Regions from separate parts of the Homo sapiens genome. Here region 2 is linked to region 1. Evidence: chromatin contacts called from ENCODE Hi-C data. All regions are on one chromosome and are shown on one strand. The core of a region is the stretch at or near the end of the contact, and the rest is flanking DNA. Distances in the headings are between cores, read along the strand shown. Region 1 holds the start of GALC (galactosylceramidase). Region 2 holds the start of PSMC1 (proteasome 26S subunit, ATPase 1).

The links. Hi-C counts contacts between places; a loop is a spot of excess contacts on that map. Pooled maps may share reads with other maps.
Region 2: a loop to region 1 is called in a pooled map, with 15 times the contacts of the local background. The contact joins the promoter of PSMC1 here to the promoter of GALC in region 1. A Hi-C loop is called at or near these places in 1 of 168 maps with a recorded cell type or tissue (B cell), 1 of 37 single-sample maps with no recorded cell type and 11 of 50 pooled maps.

The regions. Positions count from the first base shown.
Region 1 is chr14:87,991,799-87,999,520 of GRCh38, reverse strand. GALC (galactosylceramidase) reads left to right here and starts at 6,339. Exons shown (of 17, transcript NM_000153.4): 1 at 6,339-6,551. The coding sequence starts at 6,357. It also overlaps the pseudogene RNU6-835P. RefSeq lists enhancers at 6,002-6,331, 6,026-6,526 and a silencer at 6,482-6,671.
Region 2 is chr14:90,250,989-90,258,019 of GRCh38, reverse strand. PSMC1 (proteasome 26S subunit, ATPase 1) reads right to left here and starts at 1,467. Exons shown (of 11, transcript NM_002802.3): 1 at 1,420-1,467. The coding sequence starts at 1,422. RefSeq lists enhancers at 764-1,291, 1,177-1,416, 1,292-1,821.

The sequences.
Region 1 (7,722 bases), core at 5,090-7,589:
AGGATGTAGAGGAAAGGGAACCCATGCACTCTGTTGGTGAGAATGTAAATTAGTTTAGCCATTGTGGATAACTGGCAGTTCCTCAAAAAACTAAATGGAACTACCATGTGATTCAGCAGTCTCACTACTGGGTATATTTCTGTTGAAGAGCATTGTGATAGATGTTTCAAAAATATTTTGAGTGGTGAGAACCTCTTGTACCGTCATTTTCTTCATGTCTGAGACCTGGCGCTAGGTGGACTCTAAAATTCTTTTCCTGGCGGGAGTGCAATAAAGTGAGTATTTGCAATACAAGGAAGAGTAGAAATATCACAGGTAAAGCATAGGAGGACAGTACAATTTCTTGGAATTCCTTTATTTGAGCAAATCTATGCTGTAACAATTACCAGCAAAAGGACTACAGGTGGTGAAGGCAGTTTTTACAGTGGAGAAATGCAGACATGGAGCCTGATAATTCTTTACAATTATCACATCAGCTTTGGATTATAACCGGGTGTGTCCATCAGGGTTCCTTGCTGCAGGTAACAGAAACCATCTGTGGGTTACCTGAGCAGAAAATGAATGACTTAGAAAGAAAGAAATGAGGATATGGAACAAATTGATGCAGAAACTTCAGAATAAGACTTGTAAAATGGGCTAGAGTCCAAGGACCAAAAAGATAGCCAGGTCACTCTGTCTGAGCATTCAGGTGAGAATGGCACTGCTTGATCCCACTACTTTAGGTATCTGAGGCCACCTCTGATGGAGCCTCTATGCAGCTGCCTCCTCTGGACTCTGATATGGCTCTTGTGGGATTTCTCAACTGTGCATACATCTAGTTACTCTTCCAAGGTCAAATTTGCAGGTTCAAGAAACTGATTGAGAAAGCCTGGTCATTGTCAGAGCCTGTACTGATAAGGACAGTAAGAGAGAGGATCTGGCTCCTTAACTTCTGAAGGAGGCAGAATTCTCTTTCACACCAAGACTCTCACTATGAGGAATCAGCCACACACAACATAGATTTGGATGACTGTGGACAACAACCCAGCAAAAAGAAAAACTGAGACCAATACAAAGACAGGAATAATCTGTTTTTGCAGAATTAATTGTGGGGAAAGCAGTAAACTCAAAAGTTGTACGATAGTTATATAGGTATGTCATTTATGTTATTATTTATATAATAAGCACTTATATAACACATAGGATGTGTGGGTCACTCTTCTAAGTGCTATAAAAATATTAGCTTGTCCAATGTTCACATTAATGTATTGCCATCATTATCTCTATTTTATGGATGGGTAAACTGAAGCCCAAAGAAGTTACATAACTTAACCAAAATTACACTGCTGCTAAGCAATAGGAGAAAGATTTGAAGCCAGGAGACCTGGGGCTCCAGAGCCAGTATTCTAACTACTATACTACACTGCTCTTTGCTATAGAAGTTTTTATTTGTAGTTATACTTAAGAAAATGTTCAGTAAGCAATTTATAATTTATTTCATTAGGTGGATTCTGTCCTTTGACTTATTTTCATTTTGTTTATATAAAATCTTGAATGAATAGAGCCTTATAACATATTTTAGAGAGAAGTCACTCAGTAGGGCAGTATAACTAACAGTTGCCATCAAGAAACACGTCCAGAGTTGAAAGACCAGACAAATGGCAGATGTTGGATATATACTGAAAGGAATATAAGTCATTCTCCCATAAAGACACATGCAAGTGGATGGTCATTTCAGCACTATTTGCAATAGCAAAGCCATGGAATCAACCTAAATCTCCATCAGTGGTCTATTAATGGATAAAGAAAATGTGTTACATATACAACCTGGAATACCATGCAGCTATAAAAAAGAATGACAGGCCAGGTGCTGTGGCTCAGGCCTGTAATCCCAGCACTTTGGAAAGCCGAGGCGGGCAGATCACGAGGTCAGGAGTTCGAGACCAGCCTGACCAACATGGTGAAACCCCGTCTCTATTAAAAATACAAAAATTAGCCAGGTGTGGTGGCACACCCTGTAATCCCAGCTACTCAGGAGGCTGAGTCAGGAGAATCGCTTGAACCTGGGAGGCAGAGATTGCAGTGAGCCGAGATCGCACCACTGCACTCTAGCCTGGATGACAGAGCAAGACTCTGTCTCAAAAAAAAAAAAAAAAAAAAAAAAAAGAATGAGATCATGTTCTTTGTAGCAACATGAATGGAGCTGGAGGCCATTACCCTAAGAAGACTAACACAGGAATAGAAAACCAAATACTGCATATTCTCACTTATAAGACGGAGCTGAACATCGAGTACATATGGACACAAACAACAACAAAACAACAGGCACTGGGGCCGACTTAAGGGTGGAGGATGGGGGATGGGGAAGGATCAAAAAACTACCTATTGAGTACTATGCTTATTACCTGGGTAATGAAATAATCTGTACATCAACCCTAGGACATGCAATTTACCTTTGTAACAAACCTGCACATGCACCCTGAACCTAAAATAAAAGGTAAAAAATATAGCAGATGTTACAGGACAGTTCAAGAAAACACTCCACACTCTTATGTCCCAGGGGATTCCTACTTTAAGAAACGTTTCCAACTCCTTTTGTAAATAATTCTTTATTCGTATCCCCTTATGTGACCATTCAGTGATTTGTCTTTTAGTTCAATTCAACTAATATTTATTGAGTACTTAGCACAGTTTGGGCACTGTGCTTAAGACATACAAAGAAGAAATAAACTTGGCCTCTGCCCTGGAATTTCTGACAGCCTAATAGCAAAAACATGGAATCAACCTAAATGCCCATCAATGGTAGACTGAAGGGGAGGTGGACTGATTTATAAAAGTAAAGCCTTTTCCTGAAGTGAGACAACAGACTGCTATCATACCGTTTTATGATAGTCTTGGGGAAATAAAAAAAAAAATCCAGACTGCTATTAGAGTTTATCAATAAATTTTCATTAAAAGGCAAGATCTCTGATCCTTCTCAAGAGACTATTTGATTTTGATCACATTATTTTATTTAGAAAAAGGAGAGATTTGGGGTGGCTGAAGTATAGTTGTGATACTTAGAAACACCTGTTATTTAAGAGAAAAATCATCGTGTTTCCTTTGGCAGCACATTTACAAACACTGGAATGTTACAGAGATCAGTGTGGCCTCTGAGCAAGGATGACATGCAAATTCTTGAAGTGTTTCAGATTAAAAAGACAGAGAGAGAAACACTGTCATTACTTTTTAAACTCATTTAAAATCTGAAAACTGGGACCTTCCTTTCTTACCGTCTTATCTCACTGACCCTGATCCACAGACGCAAGGGAAGCTAAGCATATGATCACTCGTGGGGTAACTGTCATTTTTCTTTATCTCACATCTTGAGCACATTTGAGTGCCGTGCCCAGCACTCCAAGGATTTCTGTCAGCATGTATTTATTGGCCTTTTATTAGAAACTTTCTTACCTCATGTCTGCTCTCATGAATATAGATCAGAAATTAGAAACAAAAAATATTTATCTGGTAAGCAATTTCTTTGGTAACTGAACTAATAGGAACTACTGGGACTTCCTGGAAGTGAGGCTACCTTTTCCATTAGAGTTTATGCTTCCTCTTTTGTAGACTTCACACATTGCTCAAATATTTGTGGCGTGCATTCCAACTACAAGGTGCAATTGAGGGACGAGAAAAGGGAAAACTTAGTTGGGCAGACAGCTAAAGTTGGTCTTTGGTAAAATTCTTTTAAACAGAAAGACAGCCTGAAAAATCAAGCTACAGGCACACATAGAGTGGCCTGGGGAAAACTCAGGCAACAGCTGCCCTGATAAGAAAGGAAGGCCCAACATAGAAGCCTTTTGTTCTTTGTGTGATTAGCAGGTTCCCAGGAAAAAGTTTCTTCCCCTTTTCAGGCACATACATGGTGGGCTCTGTGGGAACTTGCATGGGGGTGGAGAGGGTGATTACCTAGAACCCACAGTTACACAAACAAGAGAAGCTGAACTTTATCCTTACCCAAGACATACCCACAGCTGCACAGATAAGGGGAGCTGCACAGATAGCTTTACAAGTAAGTTACACAAACAGCTACAGAGATGAGAGGAGTTTCTTATAAAAGCTTTTGGATTCAACTGTAAAAGTGGCAAAATGGCAAAGAAAGAAAGCTTTCTTCTTTCATATAATAAACTTTCTCTTCAACCTCACTCTGGTGTCCACACTCCTTAATTCTCTTGGTTGTGAGACAACAAGCTTGGATAACACCTCAGACAACGAGACCACTGACCACTGACCCGTTTCACAATGACGTACTACAGGATGGTGTATGCTGGGTATTCATACATCGTCATGCAACTTCCTAGTTTTATGTGTAAGGTAGTTTCCTCTGTCATCACCTTGGTATTTCCCATCTAGTCACGGTATTAAGTGGGTCTTATGCGCTTGTTAAGAGCTGGTAAGAGAAGCTTAACATTCACTTGATGGAATGGTTACTGTGGCTTGTATCCACAGGAGCTCCAGCTCATGCTTAAAATACTGTGTTAGAACAAATGGATCAGAGTGAATTCTGTAACAGTAAATCCACAGAACTGAAAATTACTGACTTGCATCATAAACTGGTTGCAGTGGCAAGGCAGAGAGTTCAGATTCGTGTTGTACTGGGGAAAGAAGAAACCAAAGAAAATAAGTGGTTCATACACAGGGGACTATTTAACTGATCCAAGCCAGAAGACTACTGAGGGTGAAAGGAGCATTATCAGTAATTATGTTTAGACAAAAGTTGTGACTGTCCTTAGTAAACCAGGATAGACGTAGAGTCAATTCAAAAAGAAAGAAAGAACAAACATATCTAATGTACATTAAGAACCCAGGGATATCGGGTTCTTAATGTGCATATTTATTGGATTGCCCAGAGCTTTGACCTTCAAGTATAATTGAGTTCTTGAAACTTAGATTTAGGTTTGTGGTTAAGGGGCAAAATAATCAGATTCCAAATAGGGTTCTGCAGACAAATCCCACAGGTCCTAAAGTCTCTGGGTCTTTTCCTTGCCATTGTGGTATCTCAGGGGCTTGTGTAGGCAATGATAACCAGTTCCATACTTCTGCTAAGAGAAATTTGGGGATCAGAAAATCTTTCTCTGCAGCTCTTCAGAGTCTCTTTAATTTACTTCAATAACAAGGAAATCAGAAATCTCAGGACAGTGCTGGATGTGGCAGAAATTCAGGGCAATTCACAACTTTCCTACCAATTTAGAGTTACCTGTCTGGAATCACTTCAACTGACAGTGGAAGATAGTTTATAAAATTGTAGGGGAGGCAAAATTTCACCTTCGTCCCTGTAGGGTCCCAGCATGGCCCTAGTATTAAATTGATTTAAGATATTAATAGACTGACAGGAGACAACCACACAAATGTTTATTTTACATAGCACGGGGGCCCTCATTAAAAAAAAAAAAGACCTAAAGCAGCAGTTAAGAGCCAATTGCTTATAGAGTGAAATGGACAAAAAATAGTAGTTGTGAAACATGATAAGGCGAAGGGGCTTGGGGTAAAGAAGCGACTAGAAAGATAGGGATTAACAAATTTTGTTTGGACAGATTTCCCTCGACTTCAACTTTCTGTCCTTGAAGATAACAATGTTATTTTATAGGGAAGACATCTTTCACATGGGAATTTCATCTCCTCCTTTTAAGACACATAATATCCATGACAGTGATCTTGCACCTGCTGTTTTTAAGTGCCTTTAATTTAAAATAGTCAATATGCCACAGCAGCATATTTTGAGGTGGTATATTATTAACTCCTTCAAGGCTAAAAGCTTTGAATATGCCGGGGTAGTTACCAGACTGGAGAACCTTCTCAGCTATTTGCCACTTGTGGAATGCATTCAAATGTACTGAGTGCTTATTAACTTTTCTCTCAGTCCCTCACTCTGCTGCTCTTCTCGCCTCATCTCACATAAGGGAAAACTCAGGCTCCAAAAGCAAAGTGATTCCACCAAGATGACAATGGAATCGGGACCTGGTGTCCAAGCCTGGTCCTCGCACGAGGTAGATACTCCCTGAGATGCTGGGGAAGAGCCATGGTAGGGCCACTCATGGCCCTCTTCCTTTGGCGGACCTTGGAATCCACCTTCCCTGCGTTAAAGTGCTCCACCAGGTGACGCCGGAAGAGAAGCCAGCAGTAAGTACATGTGAAATCCAGTAGCTGACCACAGACACGCGAGCGATAAGAAAAAGCTCGCTGCTTCTTTTCTCAACACTCCGCCAGCTGCGTCAGAGGCCCTTGACCCGCACTCAAAATGGCGGCGGCGGCGTCAGCATCAGCGGCCTCCTGCCCGTATCTATCGTGGCGGCGACGGGACCCGCCTCCCTGGGCGCCGGAGTCATGTGACCCACACAATGGCTGAGTGGCTACTCTCGGCTTCCTGGCAACGCCGAGCGAAAGCTATGACTGCGGCCGCGGGTTCGGCGGGCCGCGCCGCGGTGCCCTTGCTGCTGTGTGCGCTGCTGGCGCCCGGCGGCGCGTACGTGCTCGACGACTCCGACGGGCTGGGCCGGGAGTTCGACGGCATCGGCGCGGTCAGCGGCGGCGGGGTGAGCGGCAAGCTGCGGGGATACGCGGGGGGCGGCAAGAGCCCGCCCCGTGGGGCCAGCCCCACAAGCCCCCGCGGCGTTGCCCTGCGTTTCCACCGGCTCCACTCTCCGCCGCATTCCCCTAGGGTGCCAGTCAGCAGGCGGTTGGGGCGGGCCCGCTGCGGGGCTGGGGCGGGTGCTTTCTCGTTTAACACGAACCAGACAGGCAGTTAGGTTTGAACAAATGAGGATCCGGAGGTCCAGAGAGTATAGGTGCAGAGAGTAAAGTGACAGGTCTAAGTAGTGAAGTAGCCGGGGCTGGAACCCTCGTCCCAGGCAGTGGGGCACAGGCTGTCTTCATCGCGGAGATGGCAGTCGGGGAGCGTCGCTCCAGAAAGGGCCAGGGAGTGCGGGAGCGTCCGTGTGCGAAAGAGAACGCCCCAGTGGGATGCTTTGGCTGTGTCTCTCCCTTTTGGAGGAGTTGGTGGGTGGTGGAGTCGTTAAGTCCCGTGCAGTTGTTAGTGCAGGGTAAGAATGGGCTCCTCCAGAGAGGGTAGCGCCGAATAGGATTTCGTTTGGAGGCAGGACTGGTGCCTCAAGGTCTCTTTAAAAGGAAGATAAGCGAGCGGCCTGAAACTACCGGGTACTCCCTCTGGGCCCATGGGCTTCATGGTGGCCGACCTTTGGGTGAGAAGGTTTTTGTTTTTTGGTTTTGTATCCGAAATTACATCTAGGGCTAATGTTTCTTGAAAATGTTAAGGTTGAACTCGGATTTTTGGGGTTGAGTTGGATGGAGCTTGCATCCTTACATTCAACTCAGAACAAGCTTGAATGCCTGCTGCAAGGATGACCTGGTCTGTAGTGTGACCACAAGATATAACCTTCTGCTAGGGGAAATTTTTTTCCCCCTGGAGTTAGCTGATCCTTTTTGATTTTTATGTTTTCATTCCCTAATTTGCAATCTCTCCAGCCGTGCTGATGTGTATTTCAGGGGAAACCTGTGGGCCGATGAGTTAATGCATTTATTCTTTGCTACTACTATTCTCCTTTTTATGTTTTTGGGCTAAACCTGAAACAGCCAATATTTCATGGAGTGAGGCCCCATCTTTTTTATAGCTTTACTTGTGATACTATATCTAGGGTAAGAGCTTACCGAAAAATGGAAGTCTTTGTTTCCATTAGGTTTATTAAG
Region 2 (7,031 bases), core at 218-2,717, 2.3 Mb before region 1:
TTCTTCCTTATCAAAATGAGGACAGTAGTAATTACCTCGAGGGAACTGTTGTAATAAATGAGAAAATGCTGGAAAAGTACTTGGTACATGCTTAGAATACTACCCAGAAATCCGTATAAGACCTCTATGAGGCCGGGCGCGGTGGCTCACGCCTGTAATCCCAACACTTTGGGAGGCCGAGGCGGGCGGATCATAAGGTCAGGAGTTCAGGACCAGCCTGGCCAACAGAGTGAAACGCCGTCTCTACAAAAATACAAAAATTAGCCGGGCGTAGTGGCGGGCGCCTATAGTCGCAGCTACTTGGAAGGCTAAGGCAGGAGAATCGCTTGAACCCGGGAGGCGGAGATCGCGCCACTGCACTCCAGCCTGGACGACAGACCAAGACTCCGTCTCAAAAAAATAAAAATTAAAATTAAAATAAAAAAGACCTCTATGAGATCTGGCCTTCTTGCCGTTCATGATACAGGTTAAACATTCCCATCTCAGGTCCTTTGCACTTGCTGTATCTTCTGCCTTGACCACATTTCCCTCAGACATCTGCAGGGGTTACTCCCTCAATTTCGGTCCGCTCAAATTTCACCTCCTCAGAGCTACCTTCGCTGACTCTATAAAAAGCAGCCACTCCTCCAAGCTATCCCTTTCTATACAATAACCATACAACAATGACCACCCCACCCCTGACATCATATTACATATTTCTGATGATTGTCTGCCTTCTGCTCTAGAATGTACGCACTATGAAGGCAGGGACTTCAATCAATCCTCAGTGTCTACAACAGAAGCTAGCCAAAAGTTTAACAACAACAACAAAACACCAAGTGCTCAGTAAATACTTGTTTAGTGAATTGATGAATAAATGCTAGCTGTTTTTATTATTACTACTGCACCACGGGCCCTTTCCGTCTTAGCTCCGCCTGTCATAACAACGTCTTTAAGGCCTCCTTCAAATGCCCCCAGCTCCGAAAGGCCTTCCACGACTCCGCGCTCAACTCCTCAGGTGGAATGAATCCCACCCTCTTCTCCAGCACCCTTCACCTGCCCGACTCAAAAAGCATTTTTCCCGGTGACTCGAGGAGGCGCCCCCGAAACTCCCAGCGCCGATCAGCAAAGCCCTGGTCGGCGGAGCAGCAAAGCCAGCGGCCTGATCCGTTCTGCCGCCCCACAAGACCACGCAGGAGACCCTCTCTCTGCTCTGAGCCCCGGCCCCAGGATCCCCGGGCAAGGCCCGTTGGTCGGCCCCGGCCCGCGGTGGACATGAGCGCGGTCTCTGGGAGCCTCCACCCGCCGAGAAGATCAGGCCGGCAAAAGGAGAAGAGGGCTGTCCCAGTTCCTCGGGCAGCCGCCTCTTTCTCTCGCCTCAGGCTGCTGAGACCCCATCGCACCGCGACGACCAGCGGAAAGAAACCCTTAGTCACTCACCATCTTGCCTTGGCCACTTGAGCTGCCGCTGCCGGAAGTTCCTCCACCACTGCGGCCCGCCAGAGGCGGAAGTCGTTAGGGACGCTACGGAAGCTGATAGGAACCAAATTCTGCGCTGACCAAGTTGTGCTCCAAGGGCTTGTGCGGGCGGTCTAGGGCAACGCAGCAGTTTATAAGCATAAAGTGAACTTTATAAATATTTTACTTGAAAGAAATTTTTGAATACCCGTTATGAGGCGCTTGTCAACAACTTAAGACAATGACCCCTACTGTCAAAGAATTAGGACAATCGTGAAAATATAAAATATTTAAATTATGCAAAATTTATAACTGGGAAGAACTTTATGGTTCTAAAAACTGGAATGGTATTTGGAACTGGGAAGTTGACATATACATTTGCACAAATATTTCAGTTATTATTCAGCTTCTGGAATTTAACCTGCACATCTGGGAGTATGTGTGTAACGAGTCTTCTAAACCTGTCTTTTTCTGATGACCTGTGACTTGTGATGATGCCAAATGTCTTAAATTCCTCATCTTGAAGCTGATTGGTAAAGTTCCTCATTTGTTACACCCTCCAGGACATCAGAAAAATGGCAACAATCCCTTCTGTTTCTGGAAATTTCATTAACAAGTGCTCAAAATACTGCATCTTTCTGAACTGGAGAAATGGATGATTTTTTTTCTGCTCCAGATTGATTTAGGGATTTTAGTTGTGAAACACTAAAAATATTTCCCTTATGAACACACAACAGGTATACTTCTTCCTTTTCATCATCACTGCAACACGGTAATAGAAAGTCTTAGCACTATCGACCTCTGTTAACAAATCTGGCATCTAGTGTACATGACACATGAAATCACACGATAGGACAGTATCACACATAGGATAGAGATGGTGAAACTCCCATCTCTACTAAAAATACAAAAATTAGTCGGGCATCATCGTGGGCATCTGTAATCCCAGCTGCTTGGGAGGTCGAGTCATGAGAATCTCTCGAACCTGGGAGGCGACGGTTGCAGTGAGATCACGCCCCTGCACTCCAGTCTAGGTGACAGAGCGAGACTCTGTCTCAAAAAAAAAAATTAATAAAAATTTAAAAAACAAAATAAATATCCTTTCCCTAATGCATTTTACAAGAAACAAGTAAATAGTAAAATATATAGTATGCCACATAGTGGTAAATGCCATAGGAAAAATTAATGCCTAGGAAAAATGCCTAGGATTAGGAGCATGCAGCAGTGGTGGGTGATTTTAACTTTAAATTGGATGATACTTGAGCAAAAGCCCGTAAGGCATGAAGGAGTAAGCTATTCAGATATCTGGTGGAAGAGCTTTCTAGGTAGAGGGAACAGCCAGGGCAGAGGCCCTGCAGTAGAAGCTGCAGAGGATGGAGATTAGAGACACCATATAGTGAAGAAGTCAGAAACAGGCACATAACTCCCAGTGGAAGCTCAGCGGTTAAAGGCGAGTCAATAGAACCCAGTAATGAAGAGAGTAGCCAACGTTGGCATCAGACTTTCCTATTGTGGCTGTAGGAAGTGACATAAAGTAAGCAGAAAATTTAAGTTTATCTACATAATGGACAGCTAAGAGAAAGCAGGGAGAGGATTAGAAAGACTACTTGGAGTGCTCAGCACTTGGGGAGGTTGGAAGTTGCAAGTGGAAAAGAGGGAGAGTTGCAGAGATGACTGTCAACCGGGTGGGGAGGATTGAGAGTCAGCCATAGGGCAAAAGAGATGCACAGGGGCTGGGCGCCGTGGCTCACGCCTGTAATCCCAGCACTTTGGGAGGCCGAGGCGGGTGGATCACCTGAGTTCAGGAGTTCAAGACCAACCTGACCAATATGGTGAAACCTCATGTCTACTGAAAATACAAAAATTAGCTGGGAGTGGTGGCAGATGCCTGTAATCTCAGGTACTCGGGAGGCTGAAACGGGACAATCGCTTGAACCTGGGAGGCGGAGGTTGCAGTTAGCCGAGATTGCGCCATTGCACTCCAGCCGGGGCGAAAAGAAGGAAAATCCATCTCAAAAAGAAAAAAAAAGAAAGTGACCATAAATGTAGTGCTCAAAGCTAGAAGGTCTCTGGGTTAGAAGTTCAACTTGGGTCTCACAGGGCTAAAATCAAGATACCAACAGGTTTCCTCTCCGGAGGCTCTGCTCTAGCTGTGTGACATCAGCAAGTCATCCTCATTTTCTCATCTGTATAACGGGATAATTATCTACCTTGCCGGCTGAGGATACGGAGAGGATAAAACTCTTGTTTTTTGATTCTTAAGAGATTTTTGCCAAAAGTAGATGGAATGGAGGCTGAGGTAGGAAGGTGTCCAAACGTGGACGGAGGGCTCATGCTAGGGTGGACAGAGGGGGCGGGGCCGGGGTGGACAGAGGGCAGGTGCCAGAGGCGAGCGTGCATCCTGTTCAGCAGCCCCCCTGCAACCTCAAGCACATCAGAACCAGCCCAGATGCTGACAAAATGCAGACTCTGGTGCCATCCGCCAGAGACTGTGATTCTATAGGCCCATGGCAGGGCCCAGACACCTGCATTTTAACAGATACCCCAAGGGATTCTGAGGCTGGGTGACTCATACACCACATTTTTAGAGCCGGAACTCCAGAACACTGGTCTGCAAAGCAGGGCAGCCACACCCTGGTGGCCCAGGGGCCCATTCGTGTGTTGGAAGAAGCCATCAGAATGACTTTTTATTTAAAAAATAAGAATAATTACTAATCAAACAGCCAAGGGGTTAACGCCAGGTCTCGTTTCCAGCCTTGTCACCAGTGAGCTGTGTTGTTGTGTCTCAGTTCTGTCGTCTGTGAAATAGGGACCTTTATAGTTCCTCCTTCATGGTGCCATTGTTTGAGGACTAAAGTAAAATGCTGAGAATTGCACTTGGCATAGGACAATTACTCTAGGTATCAGCTACTCTGATTATTATTATTATTTTGAGACAAGGTCTCATGCTGTTACCCAGACTGGAGTGCAGTGACAGAATCTTGGCTCATTGTAACCTCCACCCCCCAGGTTCAAGCGATTCTCCTGCCTCAGCCTCCCAAGTAGCTGGGATTACAGGCACCCGTCCCCATGCCCAGCTAATTTTTGTATTTTTAGCAGAGACGCGGTTTCACCATGCTGGCCAGGCTGGTCTCCAACTCCTGACCTCAAGTGATCCACCCACCTTGGCCTCCCAAAGTGCTGGGATGACAGGTGTGAGCCACCGCGCCTGGCCTTATTAGTATTTCTTGTTAATATACAAATTGCCATTGGCACACTCATTCTGTGCATATATTAGATGGTCCCGTATCCCATTCAAAATTTACAATCTCTTCGTAGAGTGGTACAGTGATCTTCAAACACATTTCTTCATGCATTCTCGAAAGTAATTTGCAAAATGTATTTCTTGATACATTTCTAGGTTAGCATCTAAATTTCATATAAGTTTAAATAGCTGCAAATGATCCACTTGCCAGGAAGTTTTAAGTATTGACATTTTAATGTATATACACAAAGGAATCTAACTATCATGATAGCTTGATATCTCATCCATTTCAAACTTATGTACGCAGGCTCTTTTCTAGCATTGAAAATATTTGCTTTCATCTCTTTTCCCTTTGAAGCGAATATTTCCATTCCATTTATCATGCATACTTTTATCCTAATATCATGTATGTTGAGGCTGGAAAACATTTTATTGATTGACCTCTCGCACATTTTTGCAAAAGTTTTATGTAAGTCAAAAATTTTTAATGTATTCTATTTTCTGTGTCTTTTGGGTCCTACATGCTAAAAATGTTTTCTGGATTTTGAATTATTATCAATTACCACTAGTACGCACTTGATCAAGATGATATACAGTTTGTGCTAAGTTAGTGTTCATTTCACCTACCCATGGATGGATATGACAATGTCAGAATGAGGCAGGATTCAGCACCAATTCTAGTCTCATTAGTTATTGTTTATAGATGTTTGGGCTGAGAATTCTCGTTCACATAAATGGGAAATGAAATAATTTTGTAATGAAAATGTCACACAATTCTTTCCAATCCTGTGTTCTAAACAGAAAATCACACAGTGATTGATCCACAAAATCTATTACTAATGATAACTTGAAATAAGTCTTCAATGTGTTTGCAAAGAACTAGAAAACATTGGAGGTGCAAAACAATTCAGTCACCAGTCATTAGGGTCATTCAGTTTCTTAGTTTCTGGGAAATGCACCCAAAAGGCTTTCCCACGACCTACCAAATACTATCCATGAAGACCTGTTACTCCTTCACTCAGAGTTTAAACCAATAGCCTGAAAAAGAACTGAAAAATCTTGACTATCGTTAATCTTATTATACCCCTGGAAATACAATTTTTTTTTTTTTTTGAGACAGGGTCTTGCTCTGTTGCCCAAGCTGGTGTGCAGTGGCATGATCTGGGCTCATTGCAACCTCCACCTCCCAGGTTCAAGCCATTCTCCTGCCTCAGCCTCATGAGTAGTTGGGACTACAGGCACCTGCCACCACGCCCGGCTAATTTTTGTATGTTTTGCAGAGACGAGGTTTCACCATCTTGGTCAGGCTGGTGTCAAACTCCTGACCTCAAGTGATCCACCCACCTCGGCCTCCCAAAGTGCTGGGTTTACAGGCGTGAGCCACCACACCCAGCCTGGAAAAACGACATTTTTCATACGATTTTAAAATCATAAGAATTTAAAAGTTAACCTTCTTTAGATATATTTTTGTCAAAACCATGGAGCAGCAGAGTTTTAGAGCATTCTATTTCTGAAAAATGTCCAATTGACAATTAGTGCTCCACTTCAACCCATTGAGCCAAATCAGATTTATTTCTTGGGAGGAAAAAAAAAAAACCCTCAACTTTGTTTTTCAATTACACAAACCTCTTCATATGTAATTCAAAAAATATTATTTTTTAAATGACAGAGATAAATTATGGAATGCAACTCATAAGACAAATGATCAGAAACAGTTAAGATAAAATTAAAATAATATATTCACTTTATCGTTATATATAAGAAAAAATTAATATTTGTTTCTCTTGATTTTTAATAGTGCAATTATCATGTAGCTGAAATATGAGTTATCTGTGAAGCAAGGATTATAATAAAATGTATGGTATTCTTGGGTAAATATGTGTGTGTGTGAATTTTTTAATTAACACTTGGAGAAACTCTGTCTCTACTAAAAATACAAAATTAGCCAGGCGTGGTGGTGCATGCCTGTAATCCCAGCGACTTGCGAGGCAAGGGCAGGAGAATCGCTTGAACCTGGGAGGTGGAGGTTGCGGTGAGCTCAGATCACGCCATTGCACTCCAGCCTGGACAACAAGAGCAAAACTCCGTCTCAAAAAAAAAAAAAGAAAAAAGAATCGAGCATAAAAATCAGAATAATTACATTAATTTTGTAAGACATCATCAGGATTAAACATTTTCATTTCAGGGAAGAGAAAATAAATATACAATATTGTTAAAATTTAATTTTTCGGCCGGGCGCGGTGGCTCACGCCTGTAATCCCAGCACTTTGGGAGGCAGAGGCGGGCAGATCATGAGGTCAGGAGATCGAGACCATCCTGGCTAACACAGTGAAACCCCGCCTCTACTAAA